Linked DNA regions of Homo sapiens: region 2 is linked to region 1. Evidence: chromatin loops called from intact Hi-C (ENCODE). Cell type or tissue: IMR-90. All regions are shown on one strand. Each heading gives the region's core, and the rest is flanking DNA. Links, peaks and the distances in the headings are about the cores only.

Evidence for each region. A loop is a pair of places that touch in the nucleus more often than their neighbours do. Peaks named below come from ENCODE experiments on the same cell type or tissue, not always from the same donor. Only the 100,000 strongest peaks of a DNase experiment are listed, where the experiment ranks them.
Region 2: it touches region 1 in a loop (2.1-fold over the local background); 1 of 110 quality-filtered maps calls a loop at or near these places.

The regions. Positions count from the first base shown.
Region 1 is chr9:69,565,130-69,575,517 of GRCh38, forward strand. All of the region lies in intron 1 of APBA1 (amyloid beta precursor protein binding family A member 1), which reads right to left. Among named protein-coding and RNA genes, the nearest start is that of APBA1, 100 kb to the right of the region's middle. In IMR-90, for the core only: no CTCF peak of the experiment used is centred there; DNase peaks (open chromatin) are centred at 4,842 and 8,732.
Region 2 is chr9:69,781,024-69,791,411 of GRCh38, forward strand. LOC105376076 (a long non-coding RNA gene) reads left to right here. Exons shown (of 4, transcript XR_929910.3): 2 at 4,912-4,988; 3 at 6,096-6,203. Among named protein-coding and RNA genes, the nearest start is that of PTAR1, 26 kb to the left of the region's middle. In IMR-90, for the core only: a CTCF peak has its summit at 4,914 (motif pointing left); a DNase peak (open chromatin) is centred at 4,878; H3K27me3 peaks cover 211 bases.

The DNA of each region.
Region 1 (10,388 bases), core at 1,094-9,093:
AACAAGACAGATTATTCACCTGCAAAAACCTCCAAACATCTAAAATGTGAAGTGCTGTCAGGTAGAGTCCTGCACTCATTTGTTATCTGGGATGCCACCTTTCCAAGGACCCTCCTGTTAGCCAGGTGCCTGTCCGAGCCCAAAAGCCTTGGTGTAGGTGCGGACCCCAGCCTCCACATGCCACAGCCAGTGCTGTGCCTCAGCAAAACTGTGATGGACCTGAGATTTACATACACGGCTGGTGAGAGGCCTTAGGCAGTCCTTAAATGCCAGCAGTCTCCAGCGAGCCCATCAGCTCCTATGACCTTAATCATCTACGCACCAGTGCTCCCGACTGTGTCCCTGCATCACACCTCTCCATGGAACTTCATACCCCAATAGGCAGCTGCCTACTGGCAGTCCCACACTGCCCACAAATGAGTTCATAATCTTCTACTCCCATCGCATTTCTCTTCCACATTATATTATTTATCCCAAGAAATCCCATTTCCACCATTTCAAAAGCAGTGCCATGGCAGCTGTCAATGGTTCATCCTCCCCTCTTATTCTCCGCGTCCAGTCAATTGTCCAGTCCTGTGGCTCTACATCCTCCATGTCATGCAATCCACCACTCCCCTCCATGTCCACAATGTCCACTTTCAGCTAGGCCTTGGCATGAGTCCTTACCGTTCTCCTCCCCTGTCTTTGCTTTTTTCTCAGAATATTCTGCACTCTGCAGCCAGAGTGATCTTTCTAAAATGCAAATGGAATCACGTCCCTCCTCTGTTTAGAACGCTTTGATGGCGTCTACGGCTCTCAGAGTGAGGAGCAAGCCCTGACCGTGGCCTCAAGGCCTGCCTGCTCAGGCCCCACCGACCAACCCAGTTTCATCTCTTACCACGTTCCCACCCCTATTCCCAGCTTCAGAACTCCCTGCCCTGCTCCTGCACACATGCAGGGCCCTTGCCTGGCCAGCCTCCGCTCATTCTCCAGAACTCAGCCAAAAAATCTAGAAATCCTTTCCTCAAAGATCCTTCCCTTGACTCTCCCAAACTGAGGTAGGTCTCCGTGCTGCATATCCCCATAGCAACATACACTCCTGTTTTATAGCACAGATTAGGGACATCATCAACAACATTCTCATGTGGAGGATTGCCTCCCATGCCCTGGTCTGGGGTCCCTTTGTCCTGGGTCTGCAGCCCTTCACCACGCTGACCATCATGACATTAACCCAGGGTGCTGTAGGTGTCTATTTGTAGGTGGGTTTCTACACCTGATTGCAAGTTTCTTGAAGGCATGTACTGGGTCTTTTATCTGCCACTCCCTGGTATCTGGCATGGGGCCTAGTGCTTATTGGTGCTTGGTAAATGCTGTTTGAATAAAAGATGATGAAAATGCTCTGATAGTGACTCTTACAAATATAAATCTGATCATGTCACTTTTCTGCTCAATGATTTCGCATCTCAGAATGAAATTCAAAGTCCTTTTCATGGCCAGTCAAGCTTTGCATGATTTGGCTCCTGGCTTCCTGTCTGATCTGCTCTCCTAAAACTCTCCTTTCTCAAGCACTCCAAGCTCATTCTCTCCTCAGAGCCTTTGCACCTGCGGCCCTCTCCACATGAACCCACTGTCCCCGAGGCGTCTTCAATGCTGGCTCCCCAGCTACATGCAGGCCTTTCCTCAGCTGTCCCCTACCTGCCCCACCCCACCCACCATCACACACAACTCCCCTGCTTGGCTTTATATTTCTTCAGTTATTATCTGGCATTATACACTTGCTGTTTGGTCACAGTCGGCCTCACCCTACTTGTGTGTCAGGGCTGTGAGGGCTGAAACTCTGTTCATGTTATTTCTTCCTGTATCCCAACTGGCACCAATTAGATGTGCAACAAATATTTCTTGAATGAATGGAGAAATACTCAAAACTGAATGGTCTATACACTTCAGTACTGTTTGAATTTTTTTTTACAATGATCACTTATTATAACAAAAACCTGTAGATTCTAGTATAGCATTATATATTCATTCAACAAGTATTTGTTGAATTCCGTAGAGCACAGAGAAGCGATCAATCATTTCCACACAGAAGAAACAATGCTAGAGCGAGCTCCTGAAAGATGGGCAGACACCTGCCAGAGAGAGAAGGGTGATTCCCACAGAGAAAACTGCACCCACAAAGGGGATGGCCAAGGATGGGAGAGGTTCTTCAAATGCTAAGGAAATTCCTGCCGCCCCCACCGCCATGCAACACAGAGTCATTCATGTAACTGGAATTCTTTTTTTTCCTTTCTGTGAATTTTTTTATTTTTTTATTTATTATTATTTTGTATTATACTTTAAGTTCTAGGGTACATGTCCACAACGTGCAGGTTTGTTACATATGTATACATGTGCCATGTTGGTGTGCTGCACCCATTAACTCGTCATTTACATTAGGTATATCTCCTAATGCAATCCCTCCCCCCTCCACAACCCCACAACAGGCCCCGGTGTGTGATGTCCCCCTTCCTGTGTCCAAATGTTCTCATTGTTCAACTTCAAGTTTTCTACATTTCTCATTAACTTTGAATCCCAGGTCTGGGCCTCACGCTCTCATGTCAGTCTGACTAATGCAGGGTTTCCAGCAGAGCTCAGGCCTGTCAGGAGGAGGTGCAGGCCTTCTTCAAATGGCACTGGGGTCCGGGACATCCTGTGGGGGACTCCCCTCCCCTCAGCACCCACCCTCCACCTTGAGCATCTCTGCCTCCAAGCTCGTTCCCCAGGGGTGTAGGAGAGTGCTGCCTCCCACAGGTATGATGAGGTGGGAGAAATGATGAAAACTCTTGGGCTTGTGTTGAGAATCCCAGGAATGTTCCAGACTTCATCCCCAGAAAACTCCCATCACCACTCCCAAAAAGTAGAGTCACACCTTTTGCCAAAAATGCTTAACAAACACAGTAAGTATGAGAAATGACATAGGATAAGGTCAGTCTACACTTCCTTGCAGTATGGACTACTAAACTGCCTGGGTAGGAGACACAGGAACGTTTTCCACGTAGAGAAGAGCAACAGAAAGCCACAAGGGCTTCCTGAGAATGTCCCCCATGCCCTATGTAGAATTTCTCATTTCTCAAAGCTCCTAACCAGAGTTGGCCTGTGATCACACTTCAACAAACACAGCAAGGGTTGGGGGCACTTCATGAAAGATCCAGAGTTTTCTCTTCACTTTAGGATGCATCATTCTCTCCTTTGAAAATTTAAATTTGAGAAGAAATAACCTAGCCAGGCATTCTACATTTTATGACTTAATCTGTTATTCAAAATAGAAGAGAACTAATTACATCTTCCATTTAATTACTACAAAAATACAGCCAGAATGCATGCATTATATCACATTTACGCCACCATGAAGAGAACCAACCTTCCCCCAGGCTTTGGTTGCCTCTACTGGAACTTTAAGTATTTCCGTGCTTCTTCCAGCTCCTCTCATTTTCAACCAGCAATGGAAGAGATCATATAAAAAGTGTGAAACTCATTCATATAAATCATTTATGATGTGGTCATCTGAGGGTCTTGATAAGCAAATCCACATGTTCAATGGAAGGTAACACAGCACAGTGGTCAAGAAAGGGAACTGCCATTTAACAACTGTGTGTACCCAGTGTTCTACGCCTGGGTCCTCATGTCTCAAACTGTGACATTAATGGTATCTACATGGTAGAATTATTGCAAAGAATAAGAGAAATGATGTGGGGAAAAAGTTTAGGATAGTGACTGGCATGAGAAAGTACTCAAAAACAGTGGCTCTATTACTTCCAGCTAAGCTTTTTAGAGGTATACGTGAGCCAGGATATAAAAACTGGACTTTCCACAAGAGCTGAGTCTTTGCAAGCTGCTAGGTCCCCAAAGTCTGGCAGCAGAAAAGGATGCTCAAAGCAAAAAGAGGTGAAATGTGAAAGAATGAATATTGAACAATTCCTTGTTGCAAGGCTCACTTAGCTATGGAACAGGCATCCGCTAGGGTTTCCGTTTGACCTCCTGTGGTGCTTCTTCCCTGAAAAGGAAAGTTAACTTGGTCACCTTCCTAGGGAGGCTGCATTTTTCATTCAGGTGTGGTTTTTCACACACCAACACACACACCCCACCCCACATCACATCCCTGAACTGAAAAAGTCTTCTAAAAGAAGTGATTTTCACGTAAGTGAAAGCCAAACAGAATTTGCCAAAGCTATTTGAGAGAGTGTGTGAGAATGTCTTGTATGTATTTATTTCCATACATTCTAGTGTACAGGAGGGCTATTTTGCCTCTCCCCTGCACCCTTCCCTTGATATATGGAGACATTTTTGGTTGTCACGTGTGAGTGTGTGTGTGTGTGTGTGTGTGTGTGTGTGTGTGTGTGTGTTACTGGCATCTAGTGAGTAGAAGCCAGGAATGCTACTAAACATTCTACAATGTCCCACACACAAAGAATTGTCCAGCCCCAAATGCCAATGGTGCCGAGACTGAGAAACCCTCAAAAAAATATCTACTTCTCTTATGCATATGGTTGAAGGTGACTGAGGCAACGTTACACATTTCTACTAACATGAAGAAACAGAAAACTTTGTCTGCAAGACTTAACATTCTTCTTGTGAAATAAACTCTGTTATAGGGGTGAATGCCAGGCTTAAAATGGAAAAAAATTTCTTGCCTTCTTCTGCAATAATACTGATTCAAAAATGGCCCAAAAACTTGCTAGAGTTTTTTTTTTCCTGCCTAGGCAGATATGAACAGCCTGAATTAAGCTCCACAAATAATTAAATCAAATTGCCAGGCATGTAATCTTCATTGTGGGTGAGTAACATTGTAAATTCTTGTTCCCATGCCAGGTAGGTCAGAATCGAGGCAGAGATTTTAAATGCATTCCAAGACAGAGAATCAGAGAATATTAATCAGGGATCTAAGAAGCTTGAGAAGGCACTTAACTCATTGCTTCTCCTTCTAGCAAAAGAGAGGTGGTGCAGGAGTCATCTGGAGCAATGAGAACTTGCCCAGAGTTTAGGACCTAAAGGCTACTGAACACATTTTAATAACAGTCACTTGCTTTATGCGATGGAAGTATTCACTTTAATATAAAGTGTACTGAGTGCCGACTCTGTGCCAGGCAGTGATGACATGCATGAGAGTGAGACACAACCTCCAGTGGCTGAGGATGGAGACATGTGCAAGAAAAGAATGACAGTGTGATTGCAGAGGCCAGCTGCCCAGTGTTCAAAGATTCCCAGAGAAAATACAAAGAAGTCACAATCTGGGGGAGTTAAGGATCTATTTGGATCCTCATGATCATATAGGATCATATTTGAGACAGCTGGTAATACTGTAATATATCCTTTCTCTTGAATTCAAAGTGACTCTCCCAAAATAGTTTGATCCTCTTTAAGCATCTCTTTTTCTGATATTTAGAGATTTATAAACAGATATAACATGATAGAATGATCCTCTGAAAAGGGACTAAGTAAATTATTTTGTACTAGGAAAAAACCTACCTTCTAATCAGTTTGCAGCTTTTTCAAGGAACTTTTGGAGACACTTTGAGAGAATAGCCCCCTTTGTCTTTTTTTTGTTACCTCTCACCCAACAAACACATTATATCTTCACTGTTATGGGCTAGATTGTGTATCTCTCTCCCCATATAACATGGTAAGTGCCATATACAAACATGAACAGGCTATAAATTAAATAACATTTCATCCCCACGGCGATTGATTACCAAAGCCTATGATTAGAACTTCCATTTTCCCTCTTGGTTTGTTTGTGACTATGTTCTGAAGAAAGAAATTCAAGTTAATAAATCAACAAGAACAACGTCAGCCTAATAAGACAAGTCTATTCCGGTTTTTATCACTTCTTACATTGACAAAGTAATTCTCCCACTCTCAGATAGGCGTGGATGGTGGATTCTAATCCCAGCTCTCCTTTCCTTCTCTCCAACGTGCATGTTTTCCAAACCCAAGCCTAGGGTGGGATGTCAAGCAGAAACACAACTTTTATTATCAACTGCTCACACTGTACACTGCACAATGAAGGAAAAAATGTTACCTGTTGAATGAATGCATGACAAGGGTTGAAAATCTTTAAAAAACTAAATTATAAAAATAACCACATTAGAGAAAAGGAGAAATTGCCCATAACCTCAGCATTAGTCATCTGTTTCCTGTGCCAGTTCTACACCGCTGTATCATAAAAGTCTATCCAGTATTTTTGATCCTGGCCTTTTTATCCATTTAAATAATTATTTACTCTATAAAAATAGCCATTAAAATGTATGTTTTCTGAGAACATTTAATATGCATAGGGAAATGCTTTCAATATAATGTTAAATAACAAATACTAAGTACAAAACTAAATAATATATGACTCTAATTTTTGAGTGTGTATATATTTGCACACACACACACATACATACACATAGATGGAAAGATATATACCAAAATATTAACAGTGGTTTCGGATGGTAGGATTACTTTTTAAATTATTACTTTTCTGAATTTTTTGACATTTCTATAACAAATATTTATCATTAGACAATGGAAAAAGTTCTAAATATCATATTAAATTTTTTTCTGTTTCTAGTGTTGATAACTATTATTTTAATGCTCATACAATATTCCATTAAATGGACATCACTTTTTAACTTAATTCTCTCTTGCAAGGAAATGTAGGCCATTTCCCATTTTGGGCTATTATAACTCATGCTTTGAACTTCTCCCTGTCTCCACATCCTAACTGCTTTATGTGGAAAACGAGGCTGTCATTGATTTGACCTCTGCCGACTGCTGCAATCTCAGGGCAGAGCTAAGGGCACAGGCATAGGAGTGGGATGTTCTGATCAGAATCCTGCTTTACCACTGCTTCAATGCACAATCATGAAATAAAACACAACAGTGGATAACGAGCTCCTGCACATTGAGGGCAGTCCAAGATAGTGCTGCTAGTGTTATTATCTCTTTTTAAAATTTGATTTATTTTTTAAATTCTAGGGTACATGTATAGGATGTGCAGGTTTGTTACATAGGTAAACGTGTGCCATGGTGGTTTACTGCACCTATCAACCCATCACCTAGGTATTAAGCCCAGAATGCATTAGCTATTTTTCCTGATGCTCTCCCAACGTGTGCCGTCCCCCCTGACAGGCCCCAGTGTGTGTTTTCCCCTCCGTGTGTCCATGTGTTCTCATTGTTCAGCTCCCACTTCTAAGTGAAAACATGCAGTGTTTGGTTTTCTGTTCCTGCGTTAGTTTGCTGAGGATAATGGCTTCCAGCTGCATCCATGCCCCTGCATCTCCCTCACTCCTACTCCTTCCCCAGTCACCTGAAGCTCCAGTCAGAAGGAATTATTTGAAGCTGACCAAATACTAGCCCCTGCAGCTATCACTGCCTTCATGTGTATTGTTCCCTTTCTAGAAACCCCCTCTCACTTCATCTCTACTGTGGCCAACTCACGCCCACCCAGTTCAAGTACCTATCCTCTTGTGATCTTTCTAGACCTCTTGTCTGGGCTAGGTGCCTGTCTTTGGGAGTCCTGGAGCCCCCAGTACACACCTCCATCTGAGCATTTGCCACATTTTGTTTGCCTGTTTATTTCCCTCTCTCTTCCACTAAACTGAAAACTCCTCCACATGAGAGCTGTGATCTCCATCCTGAATGCTTATTTACCACAGGGTTTCATAAACAGTAGATACTAAGCTGTTGGGTGCCTGGATGGCTTTTTGCCATGTTACTCATCTTCAAAAAATATGACTTTTGGTGGTTGCATAATATTTCACTGTTATAGGTTTTATGATTTAACTATTTTCTTTCCTATGCAGTCCCTTGTTTTGGGGTGGGGAGAGGTATTTATAGAGACCATCCCAGTACATAAATCTTTTTTAAGAATACAAAAAATTAGCTGGGTGTGGTGGTGTGCACCTGTACTCCCAGCTGCTCAGGAGGCTGATGCAGGGTAATCGCTTGAACCCAGGAGGTAGAGGTTGCAATGAGCTGAGATCGCACCACTGCACTCCAGCCTCGCGACAGAGCAAGACCATCTCAAAAAAAATAAATAAATAAAGAAGAAGAAGAAGAATACAATTTGGCTGGGCGCAGTGGCTCCTGCTTGTAACCCCAGCACTTTGGGAGGCCAAGGTGGGAGGATTGCTTAAGCCCAAGAGTTTGAGACCAGCCTGGGCAACAAGCTAATTTAAAAATTAGCTGGGTGTGGTGGCAGGCACCTGTGGTCCCAGGTACTTGGGAGACTGAGGCAGGAGGATCACCTGAGCCCAGGAGTTCAAGGCTGCAATGAGCCATGATTGTGCTACAACACTCCAGCCTGGGTGACAGAATATGATCCTGTCTCAAAAATAGTAAAATAAAATACAATTTACAGCATTGTTGTATTTACAGAATACAATTCACAAAATTGTTGACTTTGAACATCTTAAGATTTTGATTTTACATTGCCAAAGTGTAGGGTGTGATATCTTTAGATTCTAGTCCCAGTCTTTTGTATTTACTGCTGCGGTACTCTAAATGAACCCACTAAATAGCTAGTATTCATGTCTTCCCCTGCAAAACGGTATTCTTGCGAAGAGCTTCAGCAGTTTCTGACAATTTCCAAGCTGCAGCGCCTGGGTCCCTGGTGATGCACACATATTACTCTTGGAGGGGCCTCTGCTGGGGTCCTGTGGAAAAGGAAGACTCAGCTCCATTTCCTTGGCATTCTGCCTGCAGAGGCCAGACAGCTGGCTGTGAAATGGGAGTTCCTGAAACTCAGCATGATGACTTAGAAACAGCACTTTGATATCATTACATTCCTGTTCAGTGATATTTCCTCTCCTTTAACCCCAGTTATGACACCTTCTTTGAAACTTTGCCTTATTAGGTAATACGAAATTGGTGATACACAAACATTTTTGTCCTACAAAAATAGTAATTTATTTATGTTTGTATATGTGTGTGTACTTATATACATATTTATGTATCTTCAGATAAATGTCTAATTAATAAAACAAGTCCCCTAGATATATTTAAGACAGACAGGAAACTTTTACATGAAGATGGTGAACTTCAAAACATGGTGCATCCCCCTGGCCTTGCATAGGAATCACCTGGGTCCATACCGCCCTGACGAGCAGGCACAGGGATCTGTATTTTGAAAAAGTTCCCAGAATAGTTCTGAGCATGCCCAAGTTTGTGAACTATTACGACAGAGCCTCATTTTGTCCTATCTCTAATGCAGTGATTGCTTCTCCAACCAGTTTCCCCTCCTTCTGTGGACCTTTCTTCGCAAACAACTTTACTTGCTTCACTCCAGGCTGAAAATTTTGGTCAGCAGAATAGACTTGGATTAATAAATTCACATTAAAAAAAATCCTCTCTATATATGCATAGCCTGCCCCATAAAGCAAATGAATGTACTGATCTCTTTTTGGAACTCTGGAGAAAGAGATCCTGTGAGGTTTCTAGGGAACAAATGTTTAAACAGCATAAGGGTCCTCCTAATTTTTTGTAGTTGGTGTGCTGGTTTTGCTCTTATTTTAGGTAATATAAAAAGCATTCACAAAAACTTTACAAGTAGTTTTTTGAAACATGGATCCATTTATTTTCTTTCATAGAAAGTGAAAAAGCAGCAAAACAAGCAAAAATACTGCTTCGTGATAAATAATAAGCCAAAAAGACTATTTGCAATATTATGGATAGTGGTCACCTCTGGAGACAGGAGGGAAGCCAAGTCAGGGTAGAGCAGCACAGGGAGACTATGAAATGCCCACGGTCTATTCATTACTCTGAGTGTCCAGTGTATAGAACTTTACACAATTATTATTATTGTGACAGGGTTTCATTCTGTCGCCTAGGCTGGAGTGCAGTGGTGCAATCTCAGCTCATTGCAGCCCCTCAACCTCCTGGGCTCAAGTGATCCTCCCACCTCAGCCTCCCAAGTAGCTCAGACTACAGGTGTGCACCACCTCTCCTGGCTAATTTTTGTATTTTTTTGTAGCAATAGGGTTTCAACATGTTGCCCAGGCTGGTTGCAAACTCCTGGGCTCAAGCAATCCACTGGCCTCAGCCTCCCAAAGTACTGGGATTACAGGTGTGAGCCACTGCACCCGGCCCAATTATTACTATTATTATTTAAGCATAAAATATTATCAATATCGTGAAAATGGCCATACTGCCCAAGGTAATTTATAGATTCAATGCCATCCCCATCAAGCTACCAATGACTTTCTTCACAGAATTGGAAAAAACTACTTTAAAGTTCATATGGAACCAAAAAAGAGCCTGCATTGCCAAGTCAATCCTAAGCCAACAGAACAAAGCTGGAGGCGTCACGCTACCTGACTTCAAACTATACTACAAGGCTACAGTAACCAAAACAGCATGGTACTGGTACCAAAACAGAGATATAGACC
Region 2 (10,388 bases), core at 856-8,855, 220 kb after region 1:
ATTTTGATGTATTTCGAGACTTTGTTTCAAGATTTAGAACTCCTTTTAGCATTTCTTGTAGTGCTGGCTTGGTAGTAGTGAATTCTCTCTAAACATTTGTTTGTCTGAAAAATAATTTATCTCTCCTTCATTTATGAAGTGTAGTTCTTAGCTGGCAATTATTTTGTTTGAGGAGGCTAAAGATAGGACCCCAGTCCCTTCTGGCTTGTAGGGTTTCTGCTGAAAAATCTGCTGTTAATCTGATAGGTTTTCCTTTATAGGTTACCTGATGCTTTTGCTTTTAAGATTCTTTCCTTTGTCTTGACTTTAGATAACCTGATGACTATGTGCGTGGGTGATGATTGTTTTGAGATGAATTTCCCAGGTGTTCTTTGAGCTTCTTGTATTTGGATGTCTAGATCTCTAGCAAGGCCAGGGAAGTTTTTGTTGATTATTCTCTCAAATATGTTTTCCAAAATTTTAGAGTTCTCTTCTTTCTCAGAAATGCCAATTATTCTTAGGTTTGGTTGTTTAACATAATCCCAGATTTCTTGGAGGCTTTGTTCACTTTTTAAAATTCTTTTATTTCCTTCATCTGATTGGCTTAATACAAAATCCTTGTGTTTGAACTCCAGAGTTCTTTCTTCTACTTGTTTGACGGTATTTCTCTAAGTGTGTTTTTCATTTCCATAAGTTTTGATTGTTTTTCCTTTATGATATTTATTTCTCTGGAGCATTTTTCATTCCTATCTTGTATTTTTTAAAGATTTCTTTAAGTTGGTTTTCACCTTTCTTGGGTATCTCTTGGAGTAGCTTAATAATCAACCATTTGAATTCTTTATCTGGTAATTCCGAGATTTCTTTTTGGATTGGATCCATTGCTGGGGAGCTAGTGTAGTCTTTCGAGGGTGTTATAGAACCTTGTTTTGTCATATTACCAGAATTACTTTTCTGATTTCTTCTCATTTGGGTAGACTATTTCAGTGAAAAAATCTGGACTCCAAGGGCTGCTGTTCAGGTTCTTTTGTCCCATGGGGTGGTCCCTTGATATGGTACACTCCCCCTTCTCCTAAGGATGGGACTTCCTGGGAGCCAAACTGCAGTGTGTGTAATCCCTAGGACAACTACCAAGAATATAACTCAAAAACTAAATACTGTAGGGCTGGGTGTGGTGGCTCACACCTGTAATCCCAGCACTTTGGGAGGCCAAGTTGGGTGGATCACATGAGGTTAGGAGTTCGAGACCATCCTGGCCAACATGGCAAAACCCTGTCTCTACTAAAAATACAAAACAAAAAAAAAATTAGCCAGGAGTGGTGGCGCATGCCTGCAATCCCAGCTACTCCGGAGGCTGAGGCAGGAGAATCATGTGAACCTGGGAGGTGGAGGTTGCAGTGAGCCGAGATTGCACCACTGCACTCCAGCCTGGGTGACAGAGTGAGACTCCATCTTAATAAATAAATACAGCAAAAGAAATGACAAGGTAACTTAAATGGTACACATAAAATAACTATTTAACATAAACAAAGGCAGCAATGGGGGAATAGAAGAACAAAAAGACACAAGGCATAGAAAACAAATAGCAAAATGCAGCAAACATAAATCATTACTTTTCAGTAATTACATTAAATGTACATAGAAGAAACTCTCCAATTAAAGGACAGAGATTGACAGAATAGACTTAAAAATAGATCCAACTGTATACTGTCTACAAGAGTATACCACTTAAATTACCTTGACATTCCTTTTACTGTATTTATTTTTTGAGTTATATTCTTGGTGATTGTCCTAGGGATTACAATTGAAATTTAATTTTATAACAATCTATTCAAAATAAGAACATAATTACAATCATATTAAAAAAAACTTTGCTCCTACAGATCCTCATCTCCTTCTCCTTCCTTTGTGTTGTTATTGTCATACAAATTACATCTTTATACATTATCTGTCCAACAACATTGACTATAATCATTCCTTTATAGAGCTGTTTTAAAAATTAGATTTTATAAAAAAGAGTTCCAAACCAAAAAATACATGCATGCAGCCTTTTATATTTATTTAGTTACCTTGACTGGTGCTCTTTATTTTTTCATGTGAATTGAGTTGCTATCTAGTGTTCTTTCATTTTCTCCTACAGGATTCCCTTTAGTATTTTTTGTATGGCAGGTGGGCCTCTGACAAATTCTCTCAGTTTTCTTTATTGGGAAAGTTCTTAATTTTTTCTTCATTTTTGAAGTATAGTTTTGCTGGATGATGAGATTCTTGGTTGATAGTCTTTCTTTCAGCACTTTGAATATGTCTGCCCACTGCCCTCTGACTTCCATGTTTTTGATGAGAAATTGGCTGTAAGTTTTATTAAGGATACTTTGTGCATGATAAGATGCTTCTTTGTTGCTGCCTTCACATTTACTCTTTGTTATTGACTCTGGCCAATTAGATTATAATTATATTGTTTTACAGATATATACATATATACATATGTATCTGTATATATATACATATATAATTATAATGTTTCTAGTTGTGGCTCTCTTTGAGTTTATCCTACTTGAATTTTACTGAGCTTATTACATGTGCTGATTAATAGTTGCATCAGATTTTAGAAATTTCCAGTCATTCTTTCTTCAACTATTCTTTCTACACCTTTCTCTTCTCTCCTTCAAAGACTGCCATGTTGCTTATGTTGTTATGTTTGGTGATGTCCCACAGGTCTCTGAGGCTTCATTTATTTTTCTTCATTATTTTATTTTTTTGTCCATTGGATTTGATCATCTCAATTTATCTATCTTCATGGTTCATGATGCTTTCTTCTACCTGCTTCAGTCTTTACTTGACCCCATCAAGTGAAACTTTCATTTCTGTTATTGTACTTTTCAAGTCCAGAGATTTTTGTTCCTTTTCTATAATTTCTATCTTTCTCTTTTTTAAAAAAATTTCTGTTTGGTGGGACATTGGTCTCATATTTTCCTTAAGTTATTTATTTGTTTATTTATTTATTTATTAGACAAGGTCTTGCTCTGTTGCTCAGGCTAGAATCTGGTGGCTCAATCATAGCTCACTGCAGCCTCAAAGCTCTGGGCAAAAATGATCCTCCTGCTTCAGCCTCCTGAGTAGCTAGGACTATATGCCTGTGCCACTGTGCCTGGCTAATTTTTTAGATTTTGTGGAAATAGGCTATCACTATGTTAGCCAGGCTGCTCTCAAATTTCTGGCCTCAAGTTATCCTTCTATCTCAGCCTCCCAAAGTGCTGGGATTACAGGCATAACCATTGTGTCTGGCCTCTTAAGTTCTTTAAACATGGGTTTCTTTACTTACTTTAACATATTTAAATTAGCTAATTTAAATTATTTGTCAGGTGCAGTGGCTCACACCTATAATTCCAGCACTTTGGGAGGCAGAGTCTGGTGGATCACCTGAGGTCAGGAGTTCGAGACCAGCCTGGCCAACATGATGAAACCCCATCTGTACTAAAAATACAAAAATTAGCCAGGCATGGTGGCTCACATCTGTAATCCCAGCTACTCTGGAGGCTGAGGTATGAGAATCAATTGAACCTGGGAGGCAGAGGTTGTAGTGAGCCAAGAGTCCACCACTGCACTCCAGCCTGGGTGACAGCGTGTGACTCTGTCTCAAATAAATAAATAAATAAATAAATTAGTTGTCTGGTAAGTCCAACCGTTGGTTTTCCTCAAGATAGTTTATTTTTACTATGTTTCTCCTGTGTATGAGCCATACTTTCTTATTTCTTTGCATATATTATAATTATTTTTGTCAAAACTTGGACATTTAAAATAATATAATATGAAAACGCTGGAAATCAAATTCTTCCTCCTCTGTAGGATCTGTTGTTGGTTGCTGCTTATTGTAGTAGATAGTTGTTTATTTGGCAACTTTTCCAAATTGATATGGTAAAGTCTGTATTCTTTGTTATTTGTTGCCAGTGAAGTCTCTGCTTAGCTAGGTTAGTAATCAAGTAATGATTGGATAGTGATTTTCTTAAATGCCTGCAACCAATAAGACTCCAAGTCTTTTCTGAGAGATTTTATATATTTGTGGTGGCATGCTTTCAACATTCATCCAGGCAGTTAACAAAAAGTTAAACTTTATGTTCTCCTTGCAAAGAGCCTCCATTTTAGCTAGAAGTGAGAGGGGTTGAACCTTCTCAGGATTTTCCTGAGTATTTACAGAGTCGTAAATATATGCTCTTCCTTCTAGATTGCAAGAATATGTTGAAGCTTTTCAGAATCTCCTACAGACGTCTAATTCCCCAGACTTTCCTTTTAACCTTTTTGGCTAGCCTGTTGTTGCCCCAACCATTGTATACAATTTTAGGCAATTGCCCTTAATTGTTTTTGACAAGTGCATCTTATATGGTTTGAATGTGTGTCCTCTTCAAATCTCATACTGAAATATAATTTCTGATCTTGGAGGTGTGGCCTAGCGGGAGGTGTTTCAGTCATGAGAATAGATCCCTCCTGAATGGCTTGGTGACCTCCTATGGTAATGATGAGTTCTCATTCTGGTAGTTCATGTGAGAACTGATTGTTTAAAGGATTCTTGCACCACCTCCTCCCTCTCTTGTTTCTTCACTTGCCATGTGACACACTGGCTCCCCCTTTGCCTTCTGTCATGATTGTAAGCTCCCTGAGGCCTTACCAGAAGCTGAGGACATGCTGGTGCCATGCTTGTACAGCCTGCAAAACCTCTTTTCTTTATAAATTACCCAGTATCAGGTATTCATTTATAGTAATGCAAGAAAGACTAATGCAGTCCCTAAGGATATGGCTGTTTACACTGAATGAGCTCTGAGTCAGATTAAATAAAGACAACTTTGTGGATGTGGTCTTCCAGGGAACCACCAACAGATAAAAACAACAATCCTCTGGGAACAGGGCTTTGAAGGAAGCTTAGCTCCATTCTTCCCTCTACAGGCTGCTGGTTTTCACCATGATTGTGAGCTGTTCATTTTCAAGGTGCTGAATAGCTGAGAAGGAAGAATAGGAATAGGGTAAGTTACAACAACACAAAGCTCACTGTTCTTATCAAGTTTCAGTTGTTTTTCTTGAATAAATATTTCCTATATTTTTGCATTTGATTAATTTCTAGAATTCTGAAAAATTCAGAAATGTCTGTCAAGTTTTGCACTGTTGCTCATCGCTTTTAGGTACAGAAAGAATTTTTGGAGTCTTTACTCGCCATTTTTACTGATGTCACCTAGCTTCATCCTTATTCTTGAAAGGTATTTTCACTGAGTTTAGAATTCCCATTTGGCAGTCTTTTTCCCCTTGCGTATTGAAGAATATCTCACTGTCTTTTTGACTCATATTTTCTCTGCTGAGAAGTCAGCTATCAGCATATAACTCCTTTGAAAGTTATCTGCTAGTTGTTTTTTTCTGGCTGATTTTAACATTTTTCCTTTTGTCTTTGGTAATACATAATATCAGTATGACATTTCTAGTTATGGTTTTATTTTTATTTGTCCTGCTTGGAAATCACTAGGCTTTTTAAACTAAAGAACTTGTGCATTTAATCAGTTCTATAAAACTCTCAGCCTATATATTTTAAAATATTGTCTCTGTACCCTCCTCTTTTTCCTTTCCTTCACATTAAAAGAATGTTGGAATTTTTCACCTTTTTTCCATGTCTCTTAGCATTCCTTCCATATATTCCATACTTTTGTTTCTTTTTGCCACATTTTGGATCATTTTATATGTCCTGTCTTTCGTTTTACTAAATTACTCCTTTGCAATATTTAATGTACTTAGAGTTTTAAATTTTATTATTATTTTTTAATTATACAAGTTCTTTTTTTGTTTTTCTACAAATATACTAGGTTTCGTTTTAGAACTCCTTGTTTTTTGAAAATACTTTCAGAGTTATCTTTTTATTTGTTCAAATAGACTAAGCATAGTTATTTTATAAACTGTATATAATAATTCCAATATCTGAATTCTTTGCTTATGTATTTCCCTAAATTCTTGTTTTGGTTATTTATTGCTCATGATATTTCTGCCTTCTGTGCTTATTATCCCTGAATAAATATTTTGGGGGATTCTTGAAAGCCCAGGATGAAAAATGCCTTTTTAATTAAAGGATTTGCTTTTGCTTCTTCCAGGTACCTGGTGCACCACCAGTCTGAAACCACCTTTAACCAAGTTCACAGTTTGGGTTCCCTGGATGTCTTAGTCCGTTTATGCTGGTAAAACAGAATACCACAAACTGGGTAATTTTAAATGAAATACATTTATTAGCTTATGGTTCTGAAGGCTGGGAAGTCTGAGAACAAGGGGCCAGCACCTGACAAGGGCCTTATGGCTGTGTCATCTCGTGGTAGAAGGGCAAAGAGAGGGTGAGAGAGATCAAGAGACTGAACTTGCAACCTCAAGCCCTTTTATAATTGACATTAATCCATTCGTGAGGGTGGAACCCTCATAACCTAAACACCTACCCTTAGGCCCCACCTCTCAATACTGTTGCATTGGGGATTAAATTTCCAAAACATACTTTTGGAAGGAGACATTCAAACCATAACACTAGATATAAACCATTAACAAAAAATTTGTGTCAGGATCTTAAGTTCTCTGGGATATTTTTCCTTTACCATTTTTAGCCTCCTATACTCTACAGTGTGCTAGAAGTAGGGATGGGAAATGTAATTTTGTGTTACATGTAAAGAAAATATTAACATTTTACATGTTTTTAAGGGGTCCTATATTTTATAGACAGGATTGATTTCTAGATTTTTTTTTAATTTTTGGTCTTTATTCTCTTATATGTTTGCCAAGTTTGTGAAGTCATATTGTCATTGGGTACAATGGTTCATTTGAAGTACACATAAAAAGGAAATTTGTCACAAAGTCGCAAATCACTAGTTGATGGATTTTTAGCTTAAAAAAAGAGAGGCATTTAAGAAAACTTACCATACAGCACATTAAGACAGCAGAGATTTCTATCCAGAACTTACCCAATGACCTTACTGAGGCGTTTTTTATTTGTTTCATGTCATTCACTAATTCCTAATTAAACACAAGTCGATTTTTGTGTATGCATTATAACAGTGTACTTTATTTGCAGAAAAGATGTTTCATTCTTAGCAATATAGGAAATTCTGAAAAAATCTTGGGCAATAAAATAATAGAGGTGTTTCTTTGCTCAATAATTTAATACATATAAGCAATGATTTAGGAACTATAGAGTTTTTAGCTTAAGTAACTATTAACTATTGGTGAGGTATTATAATGAGGGATGTTAATTTACTTATATGCTTAAACTACAGTGAAATATTTTATTAATGATATAGTGAATTACTGTAAAGAAAACTGTAATATAGAATTCTGAAGTTCTTATTCCCTTATTCCATTTTAGACTGAGTGACAAAATTACCATCAATACATGCAATGTTGCTCAGATTTTTAAATCACATTTTGTTTCGTTAATTTATCCAACTTTTCTTATTTTATAGGGAGCCACTGTATATAAAATTTCCTGTATGATAGACTTACGAAGACTTACTTAACATTATATTTTTAAATTTTATAACAGGCTATATTTTCACCATGATAAATTGAATTCTGCATTTGTGGTTTCTCCATGCTACAAAGAATGTATGTAGTGAAGCTTAGCTTGTCATATGGTGAACTGGTGAAAATGGCATCATGAAAATGGTGTCAACATTGTTCTCTAATGAAAGAGAAAAAGAGTAGACAAAAAACCTCTCATGGGAGTATAGAATACTTTTGGGGAAAAGATTCTGAAAAATCATTCAGCTTCTACAGTTTAGTTATAATGAATAGGAATCATGAATATTGAATATAGTATGACTTCAAAAAAAATCTTGCTTCCACTTTTTTTACTGCTGCTTAGCAAAGAAACGTATATTGAACTAAAAATATAAGCTAGTCTGTTCAGATGTATCTTATATTTTTAATGTAAGGTGGAAAGCTGGCTTACAGAACTTTTTAATGCACAAGAAATAATGAATGCTACAAAATCGTACAGACTCATGGTAATTATTAGCTTTAAAATTCCTGTATTTCATAAACTCTAGTTAAAATGACTTTGTGTTACTTGGGCAAATTTAATCTTCTGCTAATGAATATGTTCTTTACAAGAAAGTTTAAATGAAATATTTAAAATTCAGTTAAGATGGTTTAATAATTTTTCTCACATTTTTAATGAGATTTAATTTTGACCAAGAATAGTTCCGACCACATTGTACTCACAGCCCCCCAAAAGTCCATATCCATTTATATCTGTGTCAGAGTGAGTTAGATTTTTGTTGTCATTAATGACTGACGTATATTTGAGCCATAGGTTTTTGGTTATCATTAATGACTGATATATATTTGAGCCACCAGACCATATACAAATAATATAACCAAGTAATGTAAGTTTTCTTATAATCCTTTTTTTACTATTACAATCCTTAGGTAAGTCTGTAAGGCAGTGACAACTCAATACCAACATCAACAACAATACCAAGAAAGGATTGTTCCTTCTTACTGACTCTAACAGAGCTGACAGCTCTCTTCTCTTTCAACAAGAAAAGCGTTATTTCATGAACCTTTTTTAAAAAAGAATGAGTGAAATTATTTTAAATATTAATTTGACACCCTTCTTTAAGACTTATAGAAAAATTATTTTATTAAGGAGAGTCAGTCTGACTAGCAATAAACCTAAATTGTAGAAATAATTTCAGTATGATATCGTGTCTTTCAAGTACTCCGTATTTGGTAGCTGGAACTATTAAATAAGTATTTTTAGCTTGATGCAATAAAAAGATGAGGTTCATTTATGGTTAACACTATCTATCTTCACACAAATAATCTATTTGATGAAGTATTTCAATTGAGCAATATTTGTTGGGGATCTGCTGTAGGCATGGCAGTCCATCGGGGTGACAAAGCTGACCAAAACCTAGAACCTGATCCCAAAAACTTGTTTTTAGAGCAGATTAACCTTATCCACCGACAGTCTTATTAAGATGTAAATCTACTTTGCAAAGCAATAATTTCTTTTGAAATAGAACAAATGGAAACTTTTGCTTGTCCACTGATTGAAAGATTAAAAGCTCTTAATCAGTACTATTCTAATAAAGGAGACATAGCTTGTTTAAACAAAATGTATTTCAGACATTTCAGAAATCATATTTGGAAAAATACAAACTGCTCTCTGACACATTTTTGACTGTGTAAACTAGGACTCTTTCATTTCAAATTATAAACCTGAATTGGAACCCAATGCCATGCAATTCAATTCCTTTGTTTTTATTATAAGAGTAGTTAATTGATGCCTGTAATCCCAGCACTTTGGGAGGCTGAAGTGGGTGGATCACCTGAGGTCAGGAGTTCATGACCAACCTGGCCAACATGGTGAAAGCTTGTCTCTACTAAAAATACAAAAATTAGCCAGGTATGGTGGTGGACACCTGTAATCCCAGCTACTCGGGAGGCTGAGGCAGGAGAATCGCTTAAACCTGGAAGTCAGAGGTTGCAGTGAGCCAAGATTGTGCCACTGCACTCCAGCCTGGGAGACAGAGTGAGACTCCATCTCAAAAAAACAAAAAACAAAACAAAAAAAAGAGTTGTTAATTGCATGAGTAGCCAAATGTAGATTTTAGGACTAAGATGCCTTTTCAAAAATCTAGATTTGTCCTTCTAAATGCAAGCACAGAGTTTTACAAGCAAGCTCTCAATTCATTCCTGTAGCAGCCCCCTCTTATGTGCTATTCCACTTGCTGAGGTTTCAGTTACCTGTGGTCAACTGTAGTCCAAAGATACTGCAATATTTTGAGAGAGAGACAACATTCATATAACTTTTATTACAGTATATTGTTATAATTGTTCTATTTTATTACTAGTTATTACTAATCTCTTACTGTGCCTAGTTTATAAATTAAACTTGATCATAGGTATGTATATATAGGAATAAATATTGACATATAGGGTTTGGTCCTATCCATAGTTTCTGGCATTCACTGGGGGTCTTGGAATGTATTCCCCGTGGATAAGGAGGGACTACTGTACTGTCTTTAAGACAAGAACTTAAGTCTTTAGAATAAGTAATTTTCTAGCCTAGGATATTTCAAACTTTAAAGAACTAATAGAGGAGAAGTTTTTAAAAACAGTGTACATTATTCTAGATAGCTATTTGCTGGTAGATATGACATTGGAAACCCATGAATTGCCTAGATAGGGAAAACTGGTTTTCTTGAATTCCTAGATTCTTCCCTTTCTTACCAGCATTTAGATGGACTGTGCTGCAAGAAAAATAAGGGAACTAACAAGCTCCATGCAGTACTTTGAGGCATCATTTGCGTGTGTGTGTGTATGGACATATTTTAAGATCACTCATATAGGAGAAAAGTCTGTCTCATGCCATTGACCTTCCCTCTTTCACACCTCAACAT